2 separate regions of the Mus musculus genome follow, and region 1 is linked to region 2. The links are chromatin loops, found by intact Hi-C in ENCODE. Cell type or tissue: heart. All regions are shown on one strand. Each heading gives the region's core, and the rest is flanking DNA. Links, peaks and the distances in the headings are about the cores only. Region 1 has its middle 130 kb from the start of 4930435F18Rik. Region 2 has its middle 340 kb from the start of Gm25985.

What was found. A loop is a pair of places that touch in the nucleus more often than their neighbours do. Peaks named below come from ENCODE experiments on the same cell type or tissue, not always from the same donor. Only the 100,000 strongest peaks of a DNase experiment are listed, where the experiment ranks them.
Region 1: it touches region 2 in a loop (12-fold over the local background); 17 of 42 quality-filtered maps call a loop at or near these places.

The regions. Positions count from the first base shown.
Region 1 is chr13:116,710,647-116,713,567 of GRCm38, reverse strand. No RefSeq gene overlaps it. Among named protein-coding and RNA genes, the nearest start is that of 4930435F18Rik, 130 kb to the left of the region's middle. In heart, for the core only: a CTCF peak has its summit at 1,145; no DNase peak of the experiment used is centred there; H3K4me3 peaks cover 1,640 bases; H3K27ac peaks cover 1,022 bases; H3K27me3 peaks cover 716 bases.
Region 2 is chr13:115,449,718-115,452,638 of GRCm38, reverse strand. No RefSeq gene overlaps it. Among named protein-coding and RNA genes, the nearest start is that of Gm25985, 340 kb to the right of the region's middle. In heart, for the core only: a CTCF peak has its summit at 1,184; no DNase peak of the experiment used is centred there.

The DNA of each region.
Region 1 (2,921 bases), core at 157-2,656, 1.3 Mb before region 2:
TCTCAGAGTGATACCAGGAATCAGACAAATACCCAGAAATGTGTATTTCCCATCATTGCTGTTATTTGTATGCCCTATCTTTCCCCCAGCTCCTTTATGACTCAAATCCTTGTGTAAATTACCATAAAAGGAAAGCACTTTATTTATAGAGGGTTCTCTTTTGCCTAAATATTCCAGATGAGAATTTTTTTAAGTGACAATGAAAACTAACATTTTTAAAAATGTTGTTAAGGATATTGTAAAAACCTTAAACATCATCCACACTTCAAAGCAAAGTTCAAAAATCTGGGTTGCATGACTTGTCTCTTCGGGAAATGAATTCAACACCTCATAAAAATATCTTCAGGCTTCTCAGTAAAGCCATGTTTGTTCTTTGTGTGTTTGGAGTTTGTACTTTCTCTGAGTGCAGAAGATGTGTTAGCAAGCTAACTGGGATTATGCCCTTTACAGAAAACGAAGGCTCCTTTGGGAAAACTATTTGTCCAAAAGGAGTCAATGGCTTTCTGGCTTACAGTCCACTGCTTCTTCTAGCCCTTCTCTCAGTAGTAGCTTTGTGTTAAGGTCGTTGTTTTATTGATGTTGAAGTTCCTCACAACATAATTTACCCCCAAGGAAAGAAGCAGCAAAGCAGGAAATTATTCTCTGAAGTCTCCAGTTGTTTCAAGTCACAGCCTGATACTAAAGCGCAAAATTCAGTTTTCCATACATTAATATCATCTTTGCAACATCTCCAAGGAACCTAAAGAGAAATAGCAATCCTGAGGGTTTCTACAGGGAAATAATATCTATCAAATAAGATACATTAAAAAATTAAGTGTTAAATCGACGTCTTTTTAAAAATTGGGCTCTAGTCTGATAGTACTTTGGAAAAGTCAGAAAAATTTTAACTACGGGCTCTCCACTCTCCCTACCTTGAGGTACATATTTTGAGAGAAGATGACTTTCGATCTTATAGTCTGAATTGGAATACCGGAAGTTCTGACTGTGATCCTGGGCGCAGCCGCGGATGTATGTGCGTGTGCATGCTCAGCATAAAACAGTCATGCCCCCATGACTGTCAGCAATCCTATGAAGGAGCCAGCTCAGGGCTCTATGCCTTCTTAGTGGAGCAGCGTGCCTTTACGGTTTCTCTTCCCTTTGAAGACACTAGGAGGCGCGCCAGCACCAAGTTTGCTCCTTTACGCTCTGTACCAACAACGCTAAAAGGTTTTGTTTTGTTGCTTTTTTTTTTTTTTTTCCTTCATTTGAAAGTCTGCAAAGGGAAAAGACTGGGAAATGCACTTGGTCTGTTTATACATCCGAGGCCCGGAGGTGTTACTTTAGAGAACAATATCCTCTAGAATGGCTTTTCCCTCTCACCCCGCCTCAGCTCTCATTCTGTCTCAGGTGGACTTGGAAAAATACAATAAAATAAAAAAAACTTCACACAAGGAGAAAGTCCCGCCCCGAGGCCGGGTGGGATGGTTTACAGCCTGGACCTCCAGCAGTTCGGTGTTTAAATAAATCTTAGTGAGCAATGGAGACCGATCTTCACATTAATCTTGAGTAATTAGCGTTATAACCCTCGGCCCGTTCAAGACAAAGCTTTATGCAAATGTCCCCCCTTCCTTTCCAGATGCCTCTTCCCGGGGCCTGCCCCGGTCCCCTTATCCCCTAGCCCCCTGGGTTGCTAACGCCCCTGCAGATCCAGAGCCTCTTTTTTAATAACACGGTACGTTGAGGACCTTTAAAAAAAATGATGAGGGTTCTGGAGTTTTTAAAAGATTTAAAAAAAGGGAAGTAAGGGCAGCTGCAGAGGGGCGGGGGAGGGGGGTGCACAGCCGGGGCTGTTAGACAGGGTTAGCCTCCAGCGAACTGGCACCTGCCCTTGGCAGCCAGGCTTGTTCAGTCAAGGACAGAACCCACCGAGTAATGAGATTCGGAGGTTGGGAAGCGAGATTTTCTCCAAACATCAGACTGGAGGGCTGAGGGAGGGAGGGAGGATCTTCCAAGGGAGACCTTCCAGGAAGGTTAGATCTCCAGTTTGGCCCTTGGGACACCACTCTGACTTTCGGTCCTATACATAGAGAAGATTCTGAACTTGGGTCCTCAGCTGGGAGTCGCTGCTAAAAGGAGACATGGCCTAACAGGAGGCGGAGGAAGAGAATATGAGAAACCCCAACTCACAAGTTTTTATGCGCAAAGGTCGAGGAGGGCGGCGCTCACACAGAGCACAGACACGGAGCTAAGAGCGTTCAGGTCTCTGTCTGGTGCTGTACTATCTGCTGTGTTGTGTTGACTGGCTCTGAGGACTTAGATTTTCAGTTTATTCCAAGGACCCGCTCGCCGTTTTATGGCTGTACTTATTTTTTAAAAAATCTCTCTGGTCCGTAACGAAATGACTCAAACTCCCAAATCTTTGCAGACCTGAGAATGGAGCCTCCCAAGCTTCAGTGTGCATCCCTAATGCCGTAGTCCACCCAGCAACACACACACACACACACACACACACACACACACACACACACCCCACACCGCCCTCAGTGCTTCCTTTCTCACAAAGCAGAACCTAATGAGTGCTAAGGTATTAAGCAGAAGGGCTCAGAGAATGTGGCCTAGGGACTGTACCTGTCACTCCTCTTGAAAACTTCTACAGAAACAGTTTTCTGATTCAAAACGCGCCTCAAGCCTCCACACACATTATCATCCTTCTGTCTTTATACTTTTAGGTTATTCCTTCTCTCTCTCTCTCTCTCTCTCTCTCTCTCTCTCTCCCCCTCTCCAGCTGACCTCTCCATTCTCAAAAAGGTAAGCATAGCACTAAGGGGGAAAGCCACGGATGTGACTCTTTTTAACTCATAATAGCTGTGGTCTACACTGTGTTTATGAAACGGAGTAAGAAAGGGAGGGGGCTTAATGTAACGACACCGCCAGGCTGTATA
Region 2 (2,921 bases), core at 191-2,690:
CTCTACACCTCAATCATATTTTCTAAGAAAATATTATCTACTTGTAAAACCAAAGCCATTGATAAATTTATAAATTAGGTAAATTTATATTTGATTTTCTATGACTACAGAAAGCAATCACAAAAAGTGGTATTTATGGAGGTTTTGTGATTTATTTAACAGCAAACTATTGCATAACATCATCAGAAACATTGTGTTATTAGATTTCCATAGACATTGTGTGTATGAAAAATGTAAGATCTTAAAATAAATAAAATGTGAAAATAACACATATTAATATTTTATAGTCGTAAGTACTATGGTATTACTTAGCAAAGCAATGAATAGAAAGGGCCACAGGTAACCATAAACTAGAAATATGAGTCATGAAAAAAGTATCACATACTATTTATCAACTGCAATAGTTCACTGATACCTATCATTAAAAGACTCAATATTAGATCTACATCATTTTCACCAATGATACATAAATTTTCTGTTTTGGGCTTTTAGGGAAATATTAGTGTAGAATATTTTATTGTAGTGTAGAAATATTTACCAAACCTTAAAAATGAACTAAATCTACTCTAAATGTGTTTCCTTACATAGTTTTTCTTCATCTATACAAATACAGTTTAGCTTCTATTCTTTTTTGTGAGATTCTCCTTCCACTATAATGTACTCTAGAACTGTTCCATGACAGAAATGAATCTCCTACTGAGTACATCGTTGGAGTAAGTACATTTGACAAGGCTTTTCCAACCCTTACCCCCGGAAGCATTACACAGAATACAATAGAGAGTACTATTGAAACTCTGTAGATGGATTACTTCTGTTTTTGTCTTTGCGGCAAAGCTAAAGGATAAAATAACTTAAAGAAGCCAATCTTTTTTTGTCTGCATACTTGGCCTCTATGGTGAATTGTTATTGCAGAGATAGAAACAGTACAAATGATAAATGTTTCTTCCCTAGTAAGACATGAATATAACACAGCTGGTGAGAAATACCAAATACCCACAAGCAACAGAACCAATCCTGAAAAACAAGTGAAAAGAAACATTTTTAAACAAAGTGAGTTTAATTCAATCTTAAACAACAAAATCAAATTTGTCTTTGCTTTTGACTAGCTTTTTGATCCTATTAATGGTAATTTTTTTTCTCCTTTTAAATATCTCTGTGATTTTCCTTAAACTAATGAAATATCGTCCCCTACTGTTCAAGGGTGGTAAAACTTGTTATAAGTAAACCTGGAGACCAGATAATGTGCAACATTCAGTTACTTCTTATATGTCTAGTCAAATGGTTATTAATCAGTTTAGCATACCCTTTTGCTAATTTTCTAGTTTATTTTGTTTCTTAAGCTATAGAGCTAAAGTAGAAAGCTACACACACACACACACACACACACACACACACACCACCCCTTAAAGCTTTTCCCAACAAACACATGTATATTTAAAACTCATTTGTATTAATTTCAATCTGTTCTGGATGTTGTAATTACATGATTTAGGGCATCTAGGATTATAGTTACTTGTAGGGTTTTTATATTTGTAACATATAACACTGAATCACCAACCAGGCAGCATACACCAGCTGATATGAGGTCCCCAACACATATACAGCAGAGGACTGCCGGGTCTGGTTTCAGTCAGAGAAGATACACCTAACCCTCAAGGGACTGGAAGCCCCAGGGAGTTTAGAGGTCTGGTGAGGTGGGGTGAGGACATTGTCATGAAGACAGGTGGGAGGGGAGAAAGTATGGGACGTGGAACAGTCGAAGGGTAGACAGGGAGGGGAATAAAATATGGAGTGTAAAAAAAAAGAGAGAAAAATAATAAATAATAATAATAAATAACAGTCTTCCTAACATAGTCCTTGTTCCTCCCACAGTCTTTCCGTGATAAGTTGTTGTTTACTGTGTGCTGAAAATAATACGCACACATAGAAAAAAGATGATAGACTGCCATTTCTCTGCATGTATCAGGGATTTGAGAGAATGGACTTTTAGGGAATATAATGGAGAAGGTATCTCCTAGGACATTCCAATTAAAGAAAATGTAGTAGTTTGTGCTTTACTTATAGGAAGCTGATTAGGCAAATTCTGAAAAACACAGAGTATGAATTACAGAAGCAGTTCCTGACACAAAGCGCTGGTGCTGCAGGCAGTAATTATTCAATAATTACCTGTTGAATAATAAAATCAATTTAAATGGCATGGTTATAATATTAGTTTCATTGTAGTCATATTTGTGATTGTTTCCTCTTTGTAGTGTGAAAATGGTATAGAAGCTTCTAACCTTAACCCTGGCTGCACTGGCTATTCTCGGAAGAAGAAGAAAGGGAGACATACACTTGAGTCATTGAAAAATCTGATACTAAAATCAAAATGAAACAGTCTCAGAATTCAGGCAACAAAAGCTAGCCCTGTGGTTTTAAGGTATAAACTGAGGATAATGTGTCTACATATGCTATAAGTCTATTGAAGATCACTGCACTTCCACATTAAGCAATTTAAAAATAAGTAAATGGATTCATGTTTTATAGGAATATAAGTTTTCTTATATATTCAAACTATACATGGGCCAGAAAGTTGAACGAGCCAGTAAAGGCGTCTGCTGTAAAACCTGAGAAATGACTTTGATCTCCAGGACTCACGTGGTAGAAGGAGAGAGCTGACTCCCCAGATTTGTTCTGTGACTTGAATGTGTGCAGTAAAGTGTGAGCACATGTATGTACATGTATGTACATGTGCATGAACATGCAAACACGTAATACAATAATAAATACAAAGTGAACTGGAATCTATAAATCAACAGCTGAGTCTGTGTGGCTACGCAGCAGCACCGTCTGCTCAGGGATTTAGTGTTTCCGAGTGTACTGAGAGCATTGATGAACCACTTCCGGGTATACAGCACAACGTACTTTATTGATCACCACAC